2 separate regions of the Homo sapiens genome follow, and region 1 is linked to region 2. Evidence: chromatin loops called from intact Hi-C (ENCODE). Cell type or tissue: endothelial cell of umbilical vein. All regions are shown on one strand. Each heading gives the region's core, and the rest is flanking DNA. Links, peaks and the distances in the headings are about the cores only.

The links. A loop is a pair of places that touch in the nucleus more often than their neighbours do. Peaks named below come from ENCODE experiments on the same cell type or tissue, not always from the same donor. Only the 100,000 strongest peaks of a DNase experiment are listed, where the experiment ranks them.
Region 1: it touches region 2 in a loop (8-fold over the local background); 3 of 110 quality-filtered maps call a loop at or near these places.

What each region holds. Positions count from the first base shown.
Region 1 is chr9:73,069,527-73,080,510 of GRCh38, reverse strand. No RefSeq gene overlaps it. Among named protein-coding and RNA genes, the nearest start is that of ANXA1, 77 kb to the left of the region's middle. In endothelial cell of umbilical vein, for the core only: no CTCF peak of the experiment used is centred there; a DNase peak (open chromatin) is centred at 6,060; H3K27ac peaks cover 2,075 bases.
Region 2 is chr9:72,982,797-72,993,780 of GRCh38, reverse strand. No RefSeq gene overlaps it. Among named protein-coding and RNA genes, the nearest start is that of ALDH1A1, 35 kb to the right of the region's middle. In endothelial cell of umbilical vein, for the core only: no CTCF peak of the experiment used is centred there; a DNase peak (open chromatin) is centred at 5,700; H3K27ac peaks cover 2,212 bases.

The sequences.
Region 1 (10,984 bases), core at 1,998-9,997, 86 kb before region 2:
ATGCCAGATAGGGGAAAGGGAGACATGTGCCTTGTGGAAAAGAGAAGGTGGGAGGGGAGGCATGCCCCAGAAGTCCAGGATGGGAAGAGAGATCTGCAGACTCCCAGGGAACCTACAGCTTTCTCCTTCACAGCATTGCAGGAGGTGAGCGGAGTTTTGGGTTAGGTGGGAGGGGTGTGGCTGCCTAGTATGCCTGAGGGGCTGGAGTTTAGGCTGAGTTTCACAGCCTTTGCAAAGTTTACTGGGCTTCCAGATGGCACTAAAACCCAAGGTTCTCAGATTTCAGTAGCCCTTGTAAGTTTAGACAAGGCATCTCAGTGGTAACCGGATGAGTAAAAGACCCCCAAATGCTTTGGTTTTCATAAGATGGGTGTGAGTGAGAGAGCACCAAAATAAATTCAGATTGAATTATCACGGGATTTGAGCTCAAAAAAAGATCTAAGCTTACTTTAAATAAATACATTTGATTTCTCAGATTTTTTTACTAAGACTTATATTTATTTTAGTTCGAGTTTAGTTTCTCATTCTGAGATTTTCCCCTAAAAATGTAACTAACTGTCCCTGCCAACAAAGGCAAATAACATTTTTGTCCCAAAGAAAATACAAAATGCAAAAAGTGGGGAGAATTGTATAAGAATACCTTTTTAAAATACTGTTCTTTTCTGGGTAAACATAATACTTGATAAAAACTCAAGGAACTATCATTATTATGTAACAGGCAAATTTTTGCAATATAAGAATTAGGGAGGGGTGTGTAGATTTTAACATCCTTGTACCTGCAAGTGTGCATGGCAACAAAAGAATAATGTTTGGGTTTTTATGATGTGAATCAAGAGAGAGCCTCATGGCTGAATTATCCAGTGACATAGAGAAGTTATTGTTCACAACCTTTTATGTTAGGGTAACAAGGAGATGACAGCCAAGACCTAACTAAGGTCATACCACAATTCCTTTGGTTCAGTGTTCTAGCCACACCTTGCTGTACCTCAGTTCTTCAACAAACAAGGTGTGTGCCACCTTGTGGTTAGAAATTCTCAGCAGATAATTGTTCTTTTATTCTAGCTTATCTAGAGCTAAGTTCAGGACAGACAAGTATTTCAGACATCTCCATTTTAAAGCAAAGTCAGGTTTTTCCCTTGAGATTTTGCTGCTCCCGGCATTATGCTGTGGATCCTACCAGAGCTCTAGTCTCAAGCTTTGTTTCCTGTCCCAAGAGCTCATGACCCCTCACATTAGCAGATCCAGTACTCACTCACTCCTCTGGATTGCCTTCTTATTTTATATTTATTTATTTATTTATTTTTGTGAAAGAGTGTCACTCTATCGCCCAGGCTGGAATGCAGTGGTGCAATCTCTGCTCACTGCAACCTCCGCCTCCCGGTTCAAGCGATTCTTGTGCCTCAGCCTCCCAAGTAGCTGAGATTATAGGCGTGCACCACCACACCTGGCTAATAATTGTATTTTTAGTAGAGACAGGGTTTTGCCATGTTGGCCAGGCTGATCTCAAACTCCTAGCCTCAAGTGATCCGTCCACCTCCGCCTCCCAAAGTTCTGAGATTGCAGGCATGAGCCACCACGCCAGGCCTGGATTGCCTTCTTATATCAAGCTTCTAGATTCCCTTATTTTTACTTTCCTACCATAATTTAAAAAATTGTTAAATTGTGTTGAGATTTTTCAATGTGCTTTACCAAAAAAGGTTTTTCTGAATATCAAATCAACCATTTTGACCCCATTTTCCATTTTCTGTCAAGTACCTCTGAGCCAGTCTTTTGCCTACATCACCACACCAACGTTAATGCTAAAAAGATAATTTTCAGAAAAAGGTGAAATCATAACCCTCATTCAGATATGAAAATGAACATGTGTTAAATAATTTTACTTACATAATATGAGGGAGCCACGGAGATGTTATAACTGATTCAAAGGAAAAGTCAAACAGCGCTAATTTATCTAGAGCACAGAATGTTGAAATTAATTGGAAATGCAGACAAAACTGATTTTTCCACATTCATTTAGATCACTACCAAACTGGACACAGAAAGTCAATTAATGTCACTAACAGACAAGTCAGAATTTGTTTATCAATTACCTACCACTTACAAAGATTTGCAAAACAGCTCAAAGACAATGAGCAGGGGTAGAATTTGATACCCTAAAAGAGTTGTCAGACTATGTTTAGTTGCCCACTGAAACACAAAATTTTTTTCATACACTGATCTTGTCAAGGCCATTAATGACTTCTACACTGAAAAATTCAGTGTCATTTCTCCATAATCATCTTGCTTCAGTTATTAACAGCTTTTGATATAGCTAATGACTCCCTTTCTTTTTGGAAAAAAAATTATTTGCTGTCCCCTTTGCTGATTTCTCTTTATTTTCATAAACTCTTCTCCACCAGTACTCCTTGTGTAGGTGACTTCATCTGATTCCAAGTATTTAAATACCAACTATATGCTTAAAAAATTCCTAAAATTATATCTTCAGTCCCAACATCTCCTGGATACACCTGACTTATACATTTTTTGGCTTACATCTACTGTCAAGTTGCCATCTTAAATTTCTGCTATCTGAAACTGGACTTTGATTTATTTTAGTCTACCCCTTTTCAACACACACTCTCTCACACACACACACACACACACATGCAAACACCCACACCCACACACACACACCTGATCTTCATATAGTTCTAGCTACTCAAGAAAAATCTGCAGAGTCATTCTGAATATCTTCAAATTGTCCCTCCAGGTTCATTCTCTTTTCTAAATCCTGATCCATGCCAGCAAACTAAACTGAATGTCATCTCTCAGTAAACATCTTGCAAGTGTGTAATAGCCTTTTACACTTGCCTTTCTACAATCTATTCTCATATGCAAACAGAGCAAACTTTTAAAATGAATATCATATCCTGCCCTTTAGACCTTCTTGCTATTCCTTGAATATACTTAGAATATTCTTGTCTCAGGGTCTTACTTGCCTGGAAGGTGTTTCCCTTAGATATCCATTTTGATTTCTCCTTCACTACAACTCCATGAATAGATGTCACCTTATCAGAGATTTTCCTGACTCTCATATGAAAGAGCATCCTTCCCCTTCTCCACTATCATTCTCTATCCCCCCTACTCTACTACACATTACTTCACAGCACTTACCACCACTTTACATAATTTATATATCTGTAGTGTATTTATATTTGTTTAAGGTTTATTTGATATCTTTCTTTGTCAGAATCTAAGTTCCATGAGAGCAAGAACTTTTGTCTGTTTTTTTCCAGTGATGTTTCTGCTGTGTATATAAACATGTCTGCATCATAGTCACCCCATATGGGTGTGGAGTGAAATAAAAGATTGAATAAATGAATTGACCAATGATGCAGAATTTATGTTATGGCACACTGAGTGATACATGGTCAGTACTACTGTTATTTGAGTCCCAATCATTTTTCAACAGGAAGAAAAGAAGTTCCCTACATATAATCACAAATATAATCAAATACTTGAAAGATGTTCATTGGTCTCAATGTGACTCAAAGCTGAAACACAAAATCAGAGTTGAGCAACGATTTCTTAAGAAGCCAATAATGAGGAAACAAATCAGCAGGATAAACAAAGATCTATATAGAAGAAACTTCACATCATTGTGGGTTCAAGTTATATTTTCTTTGAGTCAAAAAGCACAGTTATGCTATTGATAGTATAATTAGCATCTTGTTTAATTCATAAAATTGCCTTGAATAAAGTAATGATTGCCTAGTGAATTTCTAAGTTCTCCATTTGAAGAGAAATATAAATATATCAAATCCATATTATGTAAATTTGATATATAAATAAATTTGATATATTTATATTTCGCAAGCAATAGAATAAATGTTCTTCATCTTCCTTTCACACAATTACTTCATTTCATTTTTATAGTTTTGTATTTAGAGGCTCCTATACTTTTATTATATCAGTAACTATTAAAATTCAGCTCTTTAATGAAGCAATTTCAGCTTTATCCTATACATCTGTGATAACATTGAAGCAACTCTCCTATGGTCAACTCTATACCATTAAATTATTTTTCATTATATTTTCATGATAGTAATAGAGTGTATTGATCCTGGTATTTTTTCTGAAGATTACTAGCATAAGAATTATCTGGGGAAGCCAAATTCAAATTTCCACACCATCTGATTTGGTAAACAATGAAGAATAAGACCTATTTAAACCAACTTAATTTTTTTTTTTCTTTGAGATGGAGTTTTGCTCTTGTTGCCTAGGCTGGAGTGCAATGGTACGATCTCGGCTCACTGCAATCTCTGCCTTCCAGGTTCAAGTGATTCTCCTGCCTCAGCCTCCTGAGTAGCTGGTATTATAGGCACATACCGCCACACCCAGCTAATTTTTTTTTTTTTTGTAGAGATGGGGTTTCACCATGTTTGCCAGGCCAGTCTTGAACTCCTGACCTCAGGTGATCTGCCCACCTCAGCCTCCCAAAGTGCTGGGATTACAAGCATGGGCCACTCACTCTTCCTGGCCTAAACCTACGTAAATTAAATGAACATAGGGAATAATGTAAAGGATAACTGGTAATGGTTTCAAATATGGCTTATTCTAGGAGTTCAAATAATAGCTCCAGAACCTGCCATATCTCCATCCTTAGATTCTACTTTCCTTCATGTTGTGTGATTCTCAGATTCCTCATGACAGGATGTTTGCCAAAATCTCTCTTCCAGGAATAAAGATGTCTCCGTCTCTTTCCAGTAGCTCTTGAAAAGCCTTAGAATTAACTTTGTATACCTTAAGAAAATCAGTAACTTTTTCTCTGTCAATAGCAAGGTTGAAGCAAAAGAAAAAAAAGAAAGATTCATCTATAATAGGGACTAAAAGTGAAAATTCTTAGACTTAAATATAGCAAGAGTAGCATAAGATTTATATAAAAGTTAATTTATAAAATCCAAATGAAGTACATAAAATATTCCTAATGATACTACTATTATAGAAATGTCACTACTTCTAATATTATTATAGAAATGTTATGCAACTTAAATTACAATCTTAATAAGCTTTTCTGTTGAACAATATAAAGTGATTCTAGAATGTATGTGAAAAAATATATCTCTAGAAATAGTCAAGAAATTTATGAATACTGAATAATAACAAGAAGGCAAAGTAGGAGACTTCCAGATACTAAAATAACTATGGAGTAACTGTAATCAAAGGTAAGTGTATAATTTTAGCACAGGAATAGGTAAACACATTAGTCAAATATGCCTGAGCATCCATAGAAAGATTTAGTAGTTATAGGATTTTAATTGAACTTAGTGAGAATGTCTAATTTAATAAACGATGCTTGTATGTTTGATTATCCATGTAGAAGAAAAATGAATCCTTGCTCTAAGAAAAATATTGAAAGAAAATTTAGAAGTTTACTTGTGTAAATTTGAGATGGGAAAGATATTCCCAAGTATGACAGAAATCACAGAAACCATAAAGGAAAAGCTAGATATATTTGGCTCTTTTAAAGTTACATATTTCTGCAAGGCAAAAGATACCAGAAACAAAACGAAGAAACAAATTTAAAGATATTTAAAGTGTTGAAAATTAAATTAATTGTAGAATAAGTTTATTTTTCTCGGGCACTAGTTATTAAAGGATCATTACATGTGAATTCCTTCTGTAGAATTCATAGGATTATCAAACTGTATAAGCAACAGAAAGAGAAATTACAAATTTTATCAATAAAACTATTTTACAATTAGCACTCAAGCTTTTATTGTCTAGAATTATCTTTCTAATGAAATGATACTTCTAGAAAAGCATGAAAAATCACTCCAATTCTTTATTTTAAAAATAAGTAGATAAAAAGCAGAATGGTACTCATTCGAAAAGATACAGAGTAAAACAGAGCAAAAGAAACACAAAGGCAATGAAAAATAATTAATAAGAACTCAAAAATGTCCCTTTCAAACAAAAGTTGAAAGGGTCAACAGACTTGCACTTTTGACCAAGAAGGAATTTTAGAAATGTGAGTCGATAGAAAAAAACATCCTGTTTTTCAGTCCAATCATGGCAATGAAAAATAGGATTCTGGAAAACATAAAAGTGGCATGCCACAAGATAAACATAAGTCACTACTCTTAGATGACTCTTAAATTATGAACAAAATGTAGACATTGTAATAACTGAAATGTATTTTAAATGTAGGGTTTGATCTGATTAATGGAGAAAATCCCATAGCATCTCTACTGAAAGAAACTATGAAAAAGAAGTACTGGTATAACAGCTTTCTCAGGGGGCCATGGTAACTGTGAGCTAATATCATTTGTATTTGGTAGGAGGTGGGGAAGAATGGGAGATCATTAACTTTTGAAGGACTTCAGTGGATGAATGCACTCAATCTGTCCCAGATGCATGTCATTAAGAAAGAATAAACTAGCTAACATTGCCAAAATTGAGTTCACTTAAGGTATCAGGTCAGGGATGTTTTTCATGATCTGTGTCTTTAATAAGGATATGTTTTCCATCAAAGTGGCTAAAATGGGAAAGACAGAAAATATCACATGTTGAAGAAGGTGTGGAACAACCAGAGAGCTCTTTTATGGCACTGGTAGGAGTGTAAATTGGTACAACAACGCTGAAAAACTAGCTGGCAGTTCAAAAATTAAACAAATGAATGTTCGTGACTCAGCGGTTCCAGTCTTAGGTTTATATGGTCAACAGAAATGTGTACCAAAGAATGTTCACCAAAAAATGTGCACAAGAATGCCCAAGCAGCACTATTCATAACAGAACCAAACTAGAAACTAAGTGATTACTAGTAGCAGAACAAACTCATAAACTGCTATATTCACCTAACGGAACACTCTACAACAATGAGAATAAATGAAGTGCAACTATGCAACATGGAAACAGGTCTTGCAAACACAACATGGACGAATCTTCAAATGCAGTGTGGCACAAAAGAAGTCAGGCACAAACAGCATGTGTTGTTTACTTCCCTTTATATACAATTAAAAAACAAGCTAAACTATGGGCATTGGAGGTCAGGATAATGGCTGTCTTTGGAGCACAGAAACCAGAGACTGTAAGGGGAATCAGAGGACAGGGGGTTCTGGGATGCTGGTAGTTCTCAGCTTGTAAAAATTCATCAAGCTATATAGTTATGTTTTGTATGCTTTTCTGTATGTATGTTATATTTTAATAAAAAGATTCCCAACACAGATGTGTGTGTGTGTAGTACAGAGCTGGAAGCAATAAGTAGGAGAAGTGAGCAAGTTAATTTTCCTTAGAGGAAATCATTTATAAAAATTTATAACTAAAATGCAAACAGCAACTTTCTATTTATAGGATAATGGACTTCATATATATGTTGTCCAATAGCCTAGGAAAAACAACATCTTTGGTTCTTATCTCAAAGCCAAAGGCTAATATTATACCTGCTTCAAATAATAGTTTTCATGTACTTGATTCCATTATGTAAACTAAGAATATTGCTGTATTAGTCTGTTTGCATTGCTATAAAGGAATATCTAAGACTACAAAATTCTTTTATTTAATTTGTAAATAAAAGAGATTTAATTTGCTCACAGTTCTGCAGGGTGTACAGAAAGCATGGCATCTGCCTCTCCTCCTGGTGAGGGTCTCAGGAAGCTTACAATCATGGCTGAAGGTGAAAGGGAAGCTGGTGCATCACATGACGAGAGAGAGCAAGAGAGAGCAAGGAGGAGGTGGCAAGCTCCTCTTTTTTTTTTATTTTTTAATGTGTATTTTTATTTATTTATTTTTGATTTATTTATTTTCTAACTCAACAGGTTTTGGGGGGACAGGTTGTGTTTGGTTACATGAATAAGTTCTTTAGTGGTGATTTCTGAGATTTTGGTGCACTCATCACCTGAGCAGCGTACACTGTACCCAACATGTAGTCTGTTATCCCTCGCCACCCCCAACTTTTCCCCCTGAGTCCCCAAAGTCCAATGTATCATTCTTATGCCTTTGCTTCCTCATAGCTTAGCTCCCACAGATGAGTGAGAACATATGATGTTTGATTTTCTATTCCTGATTTATTTCATTTAGAATAAGCTTCCAATTCCATCCAGGTGGCTGCAAATGTCATTATTTCATTCCTTTCTATGGCTGAGTAGTATTCCATGGTGTGTGTGTGTGTGTGTGTGTGTGTGTGTTTGTGTGTGGTGTCTGTCTGTGTATCACATTTTCTTTATCCGCTCATTGATAGATTGGCATTTGGGCTAGTTCCATGTTTTTGCAATTGCAAATTGTGCTGTTATAAACATGTGTGTGCAATATCTTTTTCATATAATTACTTCCTTCCCTCTGGGTAGATACTCAGTAGTGGGATTGCTGGATCAAATGGTAGATCTACTTTTAGTTATTTAAGGAACCTCCACACCGTTTTCCATGATGGTTGTACTAGTTTACATTCCCACCAACAGTATAAAAGTGTTCCCTTTTCACTGCATCCCCACTAACAGCTATCATTTTTTGATTTTTTAATTATGGCCATTCTTGCAGGAGTGAAGTGGTATTACATTGTGGTTTTGATTTGCATTTCCCTGATAATTAGTGATGTTGAACATTTTTCCATATCTTCTTTTGAGAATTGTCTATTCATGTTTTTTAGCCCACTTTTTGATGGGATTGTTTGTTTTTTCTTGCTGATTGGTTTGAGTTCTTTGTAGATTCTGGATATTAGTCCTTTGTCAGGTGTATAGATTGTGAAGATTTTCTCTCACTCTGTGGGTTGTCTGTTAAATCTGCTGATTATTTCTTTTGCTGTACAGAGCTTTTTAGTTTAATTAAGTCCCATCTATTTATTTTTCTTTTAGTTGCATTTGCTTTTGGGTTCTTGGTCATGAAGTCTTTGCCTAAGCCAATGTCCAGAAGGTTTTTTTTCCAACCTCATCTTCTAGAATCATTATGGCTTCAGGTCTTAGATATAAGTCTTTGATCCATCTTGATTTTTGAATAGAGTGAGAAACGAGGATCCAGTTTCATTCTTCTACATGTGGCTTGCCAATTATCCCAGCAGCATTTGTTGAATAGGGTGTCCATTTCCCACTTTATGTTTTTGTTTGCTTTGTCGAAGTCCTGTTGAATATAAGTATTTGGGTTTATTTCTGGGTTCTCTATTCTATTATATTGGTCTGTGTGCCTATTTTTACGCCAGTACTATGCTATTTGGTGCCTATGGCCTTATAGTGTAGTTTGAAGTCGAGTAATGTGATGTCTCCAGATTTGTTCTTTTTGCTTAGTCTTGCTTTGGCTATGCGGGCTCTTTTTTGGTTCCATATGAATTTTACGATGCTTTTTTCTAGTTCTGTGAGGAATGATATTGATATTTTGATAGGGATTGTATTGAATCTGTAGATTGCTTTTGGCAGTATGGTCATTTTTGCAATATCGATTCTACCCATCCATGAGCATGAGATGTGTTTCCATTTGTTTGTGTCGTCTATGATTTCTTTCAGTAGTGTTTCATAGTTTTCCTTGTAGCTGTCTTTCACATCCTTGGTTGGGTATATTCCTAAGTATTTTATTTTTTGTGCAGCTATTGTGAAAGGGGTTGAGTTCTTGATTTGACTCTCAGCTTGGTTGCTCTTGGTGTATAGCAGAACTACTGATTTGTGTACACTAATTTTGTATCCTGAAACTTTGCTAAATTCATTTACCAGTTCTAGGAGCTTTTCAGATGAGTCTTTAGGGCTTTATAGGTATATGATCATATAATCAGCAAACAGCAACAGTTTGACTTCTCTTTACCAATTTGGATGCCCGTTTTTTTCTTTCTCTTGTCTGATTGCTCTGGCTAGGACCTCAGCACTATGTCGAATAGAAGTGGTGACAATGGGCATCCTTGTCTTGTTCCAGTTCTAAGGGGGAATGCTTTCAACATTTCCCCATTCAGTATAATGTTGGCTGTGGGTTTGTCATAGACGACTTTTATGACCTCAAGATATGTCACTACTATGCCAATTTTGCTGAGGGTGTTAGTCATAAAGGGATGCTGGATTTTGTCAAATGATTGTTTGTGTCTATTGAGATGATCATGTGATTTTTGTTTTTAATTCGGTTTCTGTGGTGTATCTCATTTATTGATTTACCTATGTTAAATTTTCCCTGCAGCTCTGGTATGAAACCCATTTGATCATGGTTGATTATCTTTTTGATATGCTTTTGGATTTAGTTTGTTAGCATTTTGTTGAGGATTTTTGCATCTATTATAATCATGGATATTGGCCTGTAGTTTTCTTATTTTGTTATGTCCTTTCCTGGTTTTGGTATGAGGATGATACTGGTTTCATAGAATGATTTAGGAAGGATTCCCTTTTTGTCTGTCTTCTGGAATAGTATCAATAGGATTTGTACCAATTCCTCTTTGAGTGTCTGATAGAATTCAGCTGTGAATCCATCTGGTCTTGGACTTTTTTTGTTGGCAATTTTTTTATTACCATTCCAATCTTAATGCTTGTTATTGGTCTGCTCGGAGATTCTATATCTTCCTGGTTTAATCTAGGAGGGTTGTATATTTCCAGGAACTTTTCATCTCCTCTAAGTTTTCTAGTTTATGTGCATAAAGGTGTTCATAGTAGTCTTGAATAATCTTTTGTATTTCTGTGGTATTAGTTGTAATATCTCCCATTTCCTTTCTAATTGAGCTTATTTGGATCATCTCTCTTCTTTTCTTGGTTAATCTTGCTAATGGTAAATCAATTTTATTTATCTTTTCAAAGAACCAGCTTTTTGTTTTGTTTGTCTTTTGTATTTTATTTTGTTGTTGTTTCAATTTAATTTAGTCCTGCTCTGATCTTTGTTGTTTCTTTTCTTCTTGTGGGTTTGGGTTTGGATTGTTCTTCTTTCTCCAGTTCTGTGAGGTGTGACCTTAGATTGTCTATTTGTGCTTTTTCAGACTTTCTGATGTAGGCATTTAATGCTATGAACTTTCCTGTTAACACCGCTTTTGCTGTATCACGGAGGTTTTGAT
Region 2 (10,984 bases), core at 1,196-9,195:
TGAAAGACTTCAAATATTTCTTGAAAGCATTGAGGAATTAATGAGATTCCACTTTTATAAATCTTGAGTCGTGTAGCCTACCTTATCTCCTTTTTTACTTTGGCTTCCAGAAAATTCTGTGTTACATTTGATGTTCAATTATGTGTCCCCTAATATCATCCAAACAGCTTTCATTTTCGTTTTCTTCCCTTATGTGGCCTTTATTTTTAATTCTGATAATATTGCTCTATATTTTATATAATACTTAATTTGTATTTAAGTTTGGCTGCCTTATATCCTTTGTAGAACCACAAGGATTCAAAATACAAACATATACTTACAAATAAACTTATATATAAAGTGGATTTCAAACAAGACTGCTATAGAATTCTGTAACACTAAGTAAGATTACCTCTTCTCTACCAGTTTATTTTCATAGTAAATAATTGAAAATTCAGAGAAATGAGTGAACATTAGAAGCAGCAGTATAAAAGTTGAGCACTCATTGTAAAAGAAATACATTTTAATGAGTTGTAAATCATGGGAAAATAGAAAGTGTGAACATTTCAAATAAGAAATTTCCTTAATGCACATTTATAATTAAAGGTTTCCTCAAACAATAAAATTAAAAGTTCTCATTATACTTTTACATAATGTCTTTTAAAATATATTGTAATACTTTAGTTTTTTCTAAATTTTCTATACTTGGAAAAAACTTGCTGAGCACAGATTTTTATATCAATAAGTTATTTTTCTATTCCTGCCACCTCTACTCCTCCCATCTCCAAGCTAATGATAAATAGAGAATTAAATGTAAGAAAAGTCTTAATGTCATTATGAAACTTGGGCTGCTCTTCTGTAGGTGCTGAAATTCTTCCTTCTAGAAAGTCAGGAACATTTATTCAGATGGGCTACAGCCATTGATTGGTTAGTCTTGCTTTCAACATTTATGAAGCTGTGGCCCAATTTGTCCTTTTAACATTTATTTCCTTTGTACCCAACATCTTTGAGGTTTCAAATTAGGTTTAATTTCTTAATCTTCATGTTGTAGTACTTATCATCTCTCTCATTAGTCTAATTTGAGTTAATTAGAATCTGTGGTTAGTTCTCAATCTGTGTTACAGTAGAACAATTGAAAAGAGAAGCACAGACACAATTATGCCATTGTATTGTCTGGAGGAGACAGAAAGCCAGTGGGGCTTCCCTTATTAGGTTAACATCTACCTGACTTCAAAATGGTTCAATGATATAAATAGCAATGGGAGCCATTGGGAATTCCAAATTCCACCCCTTTTTCCTTTACCCGCCCTTACAATCCGATTAATTCAAAGGTGATGGAGGAAGAGAAATGTTCTACATGTCAAAATGACAATGTCCATTATATGATTTACCGAATGAGTAGTGTGTGTGATAGTTGTGTGTGAATTCACATTTTTACATTTAAAATAAATTTCCATTTTGTCATGTTTTATTAAAATTCCCCTTCAAATCAATGTGGATGAAGTATACGCCTGAATAATCTCTTTTGATGACCACGAGGGTTTGATAAACATGAGAATGAAATAAACATAAAATATTAGTGGTTACATTATATTGAAAACCTGGCAGCTGTGGTGTGATTTGACACCCCGAAAGGAAACTTCGCTTAGGAGTATAGATTTGGGAGACCAACTTTTGTTATAAAGGTAAAACATTCTTCAAAATCTATGTGATGTAGGCCAGGTGTGAATTTCAGTGTACAAATATATCTATAAAAAACCCAAAAGAGGCATAATATTTGATATAATTAAATATACTTGCCATTTACCGCATTCAAGTAACTATAAGCTTCCAATTCAGTGGTTTAAAATTAGTAACTATTAAGAGTATAATCAATGAGTCATCAATGTTTAGAAAATACAGATTTTATTTTTTTTAAATATATAGGTACCAACAATACTCATTGTATAGGGAGAAAGATCTTAAAACTCATTCCTTAAGAAAATTCTAATTGAAAATCACTAGGAGCCATTAGAACATGAATAAATGTAAAACAAATAAAAAACAGATTTTAAGGTACCAAGATCAGGTGGTAGGAAATAAAATAAATGTCAGCTACTTAAGAAATCTACATTGAATAAGAAACTACTAATACTCTTCCAAAAGGGATATTAAGGAATTATCCTAAAGATATTCTCTTCAGAGCCCTCTAGATTCATAAAAGCACCAGCCAAGTTGTTTCCCTTATCTTTAAATAAAATATATAGCATGAAAACATTGTTTATTTTTAACAATGTTAAAAATAAATAGGTTTTAATTGACTATAATGCAAAGTTGTTTCTTAAAGGTAGCTGTTATTTTCAGGAACATTTTCAAGGGAGAACACTTTTATTCATGGATTCATGTAGATAAGTTGTATAGAAGTAATAATTATAAAAATATGTTAAATTTTGGGAGATAGTATATATACTCTTTGGGTCTCTTAAAACACATAAATTAAATAATAAAATATGATTATATGCTTTTATTGGAAACCAAAACTCAATGAGACATATGGTTGGGTCTGTTCTTAGCCTATAAATGTTATATTCAATTTTAGTTGCAATGTTTATGTCTATGAGACTGCTTCACAAGCTATAGGAGCTATAATTTTATTTGCAAAGGGCAAATGTGATTATTCTGAATTCTATACCAATCCAAAGAGACATTTTAATTCCAGTTTCTTGGCTGTAAAATGAGGATAATACCTGCTTAACATCTCCTTGTATTACTATGAGAACATTGATAAAATGTATGTGATAGTTGGGGGAATAGTAAAACCTTTGGCAAATGTAAGGTGGCCCCAGAATTTTCACTGCATATTACTTACAGTAATACACTCCACCTGGATGATTTGGGCAGAAAGAAATCATCTGAGAATGTTTTTTATAATATTGCATGTTGCGATATTGCATGTTGATGAAAACATGCAGAGTTAGCTAGCCTGTATGCTGTCTTTCTGCCAATTTGGAGAGAAGCTCCTTACACCAGACAAATGCAGGTTTTTGCCAGGGCCAAGGTTTCATGAGCATACTACAAGCTGGGTCTTTTAGTCAGCAGTCCTGTGTCATAAATAACCTTTCATACTGTACACTGTGACCCTGCAAAGATGCTTGGATATTATAAACTCAGGTTTTTACTAAAAAACAAAAAACTAACCTAATATGGGGCTCTGAACACTTTACTAGCAATTGAAATGGTCCCACAAGTTAAGGAGAAATCTTTGCCCTGTGTGATTAGATCAGCTGTGACTATTATGAAATTCTGATCTTTAGTCAGTTTTAATAGATATGCTCAAAAATACATGTAATGATAATTGGCCACAGATTTTATAAACTGCAAAGACTGGTGAATTTTAATTTCTATCTACAATGTAGATCAATGTTGTCCAGTTGAAAATAGAATATAATCCATCTATGTAATTTAAATTTTTCTAGGAGCCATTTTTTAAAAAAATTAAAATAGGTGAATTTTAAGGAATTTCAATAATATATTTTATTTAATCCCACATATCCAAAATATTATTAATCCAACTCATAAACAATATTAAAAACCGATACCTGTTTCCCTTTCTTTGTTTTTCATAATTGTGTCTTACACTTAAAGCAAATTTCAATCCAAAGGCTAAATTTTCATCAGATGTATTTTATCTGTATTTACATTTTATAAAATTTATGATTGAGAAACTTATTCCAGGTATATTTAACTTTTTTCTTTTCTTGGGAAAGGATCTCACTCTGTCACCCAGGCTGGAGTGCAGTGGCGCGATCACGGCTCACCGCAGCCTTGCTCTCCCAGGTCAAGTGATTCTCCCATCTCAGCCTCCTGAGCAGCTGGGACTACAGGCATGCACAACTACACCCGGCTAATTTTTGTATTTTTTTGTAGAGATGAGGTTTCTCCCTGTTGCTCAGGCTGGTCTCAAACTCCTGGGCTCAAGGGATCTGCCCACCTCGGCCTCCAAAGGTGTTGGGACTACAGGTATCAGCCACTGTGCCCAGCCTTAACATTTTTTTTGAAGTAAAATTTAAAAATCAGTTCTTCAGTCATACTTTCCATGTTTCATGTGCTCAGCACTTACATGGGGCCCATGACTACTGTGTAGGATGGTGCAGTTAGTTTATATAGCTACTATAAAATTTTTCAAATATTAATTTAGTAATCATCAGATATGCTTTTAGATTTTCTAAAGATATGGTATCTGACTATATGGCAAACAATTTTTAAGTGATATTCACATAAAGAAGTTATTAATCAAATTTCAGCTACTTGAGAGACTGACGCAGGAGGATTGTTTCAGGCCAGGAGTTCTAAGCCTGAGCAACATAGCAAGACTCTCTTTATGTTTAAAAAAATTAAGTTATTAATCAAATACAAAAAAAGTAATAATTTCAATAAAATATATGAGGTTTATATAAAAGATTTTGTAGAGTAATAAAAGTCAATCTTATTAAAATATTAGTTTCCCTGTATTTGCGTATTAACTTTGCAACTGTCATCTTTTTGTCAAAAAGTGACTTTTATAACAGTTACATTCATAATTGTCTGTTTAAAATATGAATAACTCAGATGTTGCCTCAGTAACAAAAAAGTATTTTCAAATCTTCTAACATGATCAAACTTTGTCTGTTTTTACTTTCAAGAAAAAAGTGAAAAACTCAGCTTATTTCTTTGTTAATAAGAGTGGTTTTTTGATGTAGAGGAAAGAGACAAGAAAAGTTTGATGCTCTATATATGTTTTTAAAGTTGCAACTTGAAAAATAAAATTATGAACACAATTTAGAATATTCATTCTTCACCACTCACTCTGCTAGCCCCTGACACAATAGAGGAATTGCAAAAGTATACCAAACTTTTTAAAAAAATATCAATGTTTATTACAAATTATATTATACAATTTTTCTACTTTTATATTCCTTCTATATGTTCTGAAGACTGTTCACCTTGTAGAGACAAGATGTATTATTTTTATGGAAGAAAAAGTCTTGAAAATTTATTCTATTATTATACTATTATTGTCACCATTATGTGAGAAGCAAAATCAAATATAATAATCTTTCCTCTCCAAGTAAATGGATATATATTATTAAAATTCTTGATGTACTTTTACTTAATTGAACTTAAATTTTTAAACATAAAGTTTGCATTAATTTAATATGTAAAAATATCTGTCAAATCTGTGTACCTATTTCAGAAATTAAATATTTTCATTATTTATAATTTTATTTATTCAAATTATTTATACCTTTAAAATATATATCTTAAACACTAACTTCCTTTTGTCTGACACATTGATGAGGTGAAAAAGACCAAATTTTTATAACAGAAAATCATGTAAAATTGTTTTCCTTACAAATTATGTTGTTTTATAAGTATGTACTGAAAAGATCATACTATAAGCTTTTCTTGTCTAGTGCTTTATATAAATTTTTCTACCCAAGGCCAGTCAGTAAAAAAGTGTCTAAAGTACTGAAGGCCAATTAATTATTTTAAAATTGCAAGTCTTTCTCTTACTGAATCTTTTGAGTTTGCAAAATCTGTACAGACAACTATACAGACAACTTCGTGTCTGGACTTGAGTTGGTATGAACTTGAATGACTTTTATGGGTAAATTACACAAACCGGTTCTAGGTTATCAAAGTGTTCTCTTTCTCATTGAAAATTACACAGAGAGTTCATGCAATTTCCTCCAGAGGAAGCAGATGTCTTGTTATGTTTCTGTTTATGACGTCCACCGAATAGGGTGGCATTGTAATACTTATTTCAGTAATGTAATTCATGGCACTATAAATATGTTGAACCGTCTGGTAATTCCATGAGGAGTCAGTGAATTTCAGTGACAAAGGAGAATTCTATGCAGAAAATGATGTGCAAATAAGAAAAGCATGCAGCCTCATCTTTGAAGAGACAATAGCTTTTATAAGACAAATCCAGGCCAGGCGCCATGGCTCATGCCTGTAATCCCAGCACTTTGAGAGGCCAAGGCAAGTGGATCACTTGAGGTCAGGAGTTTGAGACCAGGCTGGCCAACATGGCGAAACCTCATCTCTCCTAAAAATACAAAAATTAGCTGGGCATGGTGGTATATGCTTGTAATCCTAGCTACTTGGGAGGCTGAGGCAGGAGAATCGCTTGAACCCAGTAGGCGGAGTTTGCAGTGAGACGAGATGGCACCACTGCAATCCAGCCTGGGCGTCAGAGAGAGACTCTGTTTAAAAAAAAAAAAAAATCCCATTGCAGACAATTTTTATACTAGCATTTTATTGTGTTTAATGCTCCTTGTAATAAGTAATACACCTGTTAAAGTGTAGAAAAAACATTGTTTCACAGACATTTATTTAATTATAATAATAACAGAGGGATTTACACTCCAGAATATAAAAAGGGAGCTCCATCTTGATATCACTTACAAGCTTATGAACCAACTAAATCTTTTCTTATTGTGGTGTTCCTACTAGAAAATATGTTTTTTATAAATTTATAATGCCATATTTAGCCACATAAAAGTGAATATGTATTTATATGTATCATGAAGAACATGTCTACTCTTGTTTAAATTTAAACATAGTCTAGTTAAAACACAGTAATTCTTCACATTCTGTTTAAAAAATGCATCCAACCTTGTTGTTCTTCTTTAAATACAAAGCTGATGAGAGTTGTCACTTTGTATGTATGGAAAGACCTTTTATTCCCCCCAGCAGGATAACTGTTTGTTGGCTTTGCCCCTTTACATTCATGTATCATTTTGGATTTTTAAGCTCCCGGATATAAGTATGGGCAAGGACAGAGCTAGCAAATGTACTTAGAATGTTCTGACACATTCTTCACTCTTCTCTAGTCTACTCTGGGTTTTTGAACATGGTTGCAATTCATTTCCCATCTTTTTTTTTTTTTGCTAAAATAAACTGAGAATATTGGGAGTTAGATCCAAAGTTTCTTGCTCCCTCCTTTCCTGACTCCATTCCCATGAAAGCACGCTACTCCCACATTGTCATCGAAAGACCACTCTACATTGCTACATCTGTGACCCCTCTGCTGCCCTCTTGTAAAGAAGAGCAGGTTGTGAGATGTGTTTATTGCCCTGGTTTTCAAAATATGTCCCATAGCAGAAGCATTAGTAATTATTTGGGAATTTATTAGGAAATCCAAATTCTTGGACGCCACTCCAATCTTCTAAATTAGAAACTCTGGGGATGGGAGACATCAATTCGTATTTTAACAAGTTCTCCAGGTGATTACGAGTTTGAGAACCACTGACATAGTGAAAGGCAAAACAGAATTGCCCAAAGTCCTATAGTCAAAGGTAGAATCAGCCTAGAATGCATGTGCCTAGACTCAGCTTAGCTCTAATCACCCAAGACCCTACATTTGTGTGATCATCAAGCTCCTCTTACACCTGTATTAAAGGGTATTTGGGTAATACTTGAAACAGAACTTCTCCAGGACTTTATTAACTTGAAGAAATTAATGACAGCATAGTCATATTTTAATAATGCAAAAAATGAGAATATGAGGAATGAATAATTTTCATTAAATATTTTTTGCCTTTAAGGATTATATAGAAATTATTGGCCCTCTGATTGTAGGATCCTACAAATGGGTATATCTGAATGCCAAAGAGTGATCAACAAATTCTTTGTGAAGTTAGCTTTAGCGCTTCTGTTTGAGAAGTAAAATGTCTCTTGTAGGACATTGGTGAACTAAACCACACTGATGTACTCAAATACCATTCTTACTTCCCTTCATCTTGTTATCAAAAAATGTATCTAAAGTACACCTGTGAAATGGCACTCAGTTCTTTTGGCACTTTCAGATATTTGAATGCATTAGTGCTCTGTTTTTATTAGCCTGTAAATTTGTGCAAACATAAACGTACTATGAACACCATCATAATTGTTTTATTGTTTGCAGCCAAGATTTACTGTGTATCCCTTTACTCAGAGCGCTACTTCTTTCTGCTTACTTCTGGTAATTTCTATGTCTTTTCATTGATACATTTTTTTTAAAGTTAACATGGTGGCCTGTCTTATCTTTAAAAATATGTAGAGATCTAATAAGCACCATCATTTCAGAAAAAAAAAAATTGAACCATCTTTCCTCTCAAAGCCAGTATTTCACAAGTGATCACAGTGATAGTTTGGCATGAGTATAAAGTTTTCAAAGGGGGCTGACACTGGAACCATTTTATTGAAATAGGTAAGTTTTAAATACCCTAAATGAGAATGCATGTCTAAAAGCACAAGTTGTTGAAAGGAGACAAGTTATCAAGGGTGATTATGCTTAGCAGGCTTGATTTCTCTATACCTCAGGTATCCCCTCCCCTGGCTCCCACTGTCTCTAGGGAGACATTGTGTTAAGTACAATGAAATTATCATCACTTGGGGTCTTGCACTGCCAGACATAGTCCAGGTGAAACATCTGTGTGATGCAGCCAAGTATATGGCTTAGTGTACTCATGATGGGATTCCTTTTGCTCTGTAAAATGATAGGCACAGGCAGAAGGATTATGTAAATTATAAAGGGAATTAAATGCAATGCAGAGGGTGTAACTCTATGCTGGGCTGCCAAGCAGGAGACGGCATGTACCTGGCACCGTGCTGAACAAAGATGCCTAAAAATGGAAGCACAGTTACTTTTTATAGGCATGCTCCTCCCAGGCACTTACTCTACGTAGTTATATTAAACAATCTCCTCACAATTCCAATGTTACTGACAGAGAGTCTCTAAATAATTCCATATTTTGCTGCCCACAGCTCTCTTGGAACAAACCTTAGGCTTTGGAATCATGGTGATTAACAATTTAGTGTACTTCATCTTCAGAACAATTTTTGTAAAAATCTGTTATGAACCTGGTACACAAAGAAAATGTTTTCCTGCATCTCCCCCAGGACCATGATATGTGTTACTCTTATATTTGATAATTATGTATTGAACAGACTTACTTTAAGTCATGTGCTATATTAGTTTCTGGGGATACAGTGCTAGCAAGACACAGTCCTGTAATAGCTGAGTGCATATGACAGATTCATAGACACCATAGTCTGATAAGTTCCATGACTGGAAGTCGTTAGATGCTTTGGATCAAGCATCTATTAGATCACATGAAGGAAGGACACTGACCCCACTCCTAAGGGGCCAGGGAAGGGTTTCCTAGAATAAGGTATCATGGTTGAGACCTGAAATAGTAATTAACCAAATGAAGAGAGAGAGAGAGGAAAGATGGCCAAGAAGAAAAAAAGAGAGAGAGAGAGGAAAAGATAGAGATAGAGAAAATATCATATTCTAATTCCCATAAGCCAAAGAGGGAGTTCTATTCAGGGTGGTAAAGTAACATGAGGAAGCTCAATTTATGGGCAAGGAAGTAGAGAGGTGAGGCTGTTAGAGGTGGTAAGCTAGGACTACAACATGAAGGAAATTTAACATGGCACACTAAGGAGTTTGAATTTTATCAGCTAGAGTACAACAGGGAGCCACTGAACAGGCTTGTGCATTAGCAGTGACATGACGACTAGATTTGTGTTTCACAAGGAATGGTCTGCCTCTGTGGAGAAAACATTAGAAGGGCCAAGATTGGCAGAATATTTAGGAATCTATTCAACATTTTCTTTCCCTTATATGTAAAGCACAATGCCAGGAATGTTTCAGATGCTCAATAAATATCAGATGAAGTATTATCTAAAATAATTTCCTCTTGTACTATACAGTCTAGTATAAGTGTAGAAAAACCATGAATCCTTCTAGTAAATTTCTATTACACATCGTTAGCTTTCTCCAAAGGCTACAGAGCTTTCTTTAGGGAACTCAAATCATTAACGATGACATCCTATCACCAAGCATTCAGGCGGGTGAGGGGATGGTTTAAAGAGTAACTTTTCTCTTATCTATGAACTTTACCATCAAACTAATTTAACCCCGGTTGTAATAGAATGACTTAGCACTTTGGATATGGCCTTTTTAAATGATATATAGGCAAAAGTTTTCACCATTAAACAATTATTTCTTGTTATGATGTAACTACATTTATGTAGTCAGTTCTCCTCTCCACTTCTCTCAAAATGCAGTGTCATCAGTGTGATGCCTAACTGCAAAAATATTTATCTATAGATTTACTGCCCACATGTCCAACATGTAAAAATCAAGAGGCTATCTGAATCTTGACTTGAAACAGATTGCTGCAGGGAAAGCTGAAAGCTGTTCAACCGCAATTGCTTTTAACAGTGCAAGTTGATGATTAACAACTTTATCTGCAGCCTGATGTGGGGATGAGGATATTTTTTCTATTTATATTATATTTAATAGAGAAAACTTAAGTCAGCTGTTCCTTAAATATTTACATGCAAAATAGTTTAATTTTAAGGTAGGAAAACTTCATGTTATTGTTGAATTTGTTCTGTCTAGATACATAATTTGAATCAGATTATTATCTTCCATGGCAAATAAGTACCTTAATGAGCAGCCTGAGAGAATGTGCACATGGAATCATGTAGCACAGAGCTTGAAAGGCAGGCCCATCTGCTCTAAAGCACTGTGTTCCAGTTAGGAACACAGAGGTCTTCAGAGCCTGGCACTTCTCTTTGTCCAGGCCTACATTGTTGACTTTCAGATGGCTGGAACTGAGACACTGACTCTTGACTGGAATCAGGATCCTTTCCACTTGATCCAGTATTTTAATTTTTTTGTGAGAATTTTCCAAATTGGAGCTGTTAATAGATTGTGAAAAATCATTTAAAAGGATGATCTTTGTATTTTGGCACCTATTTTTATACTTATCTCAATGATTGGTCTCTACGGGGGATATTTTAGTTAGTTATTCCGCTTTTTGCTTCCCATTGCCAGTATTTAGCTTAAATTTCATGAATGCAGGCAAACTTTATACATAGCGTTGTATTCCTTAGTAGGTACATAAAATCAAATAAACTCTTTTGGAACAGTTTTGAGGATAATTCTTAATAATTGACTAACATTTCCAGGCACATTATCTGATTT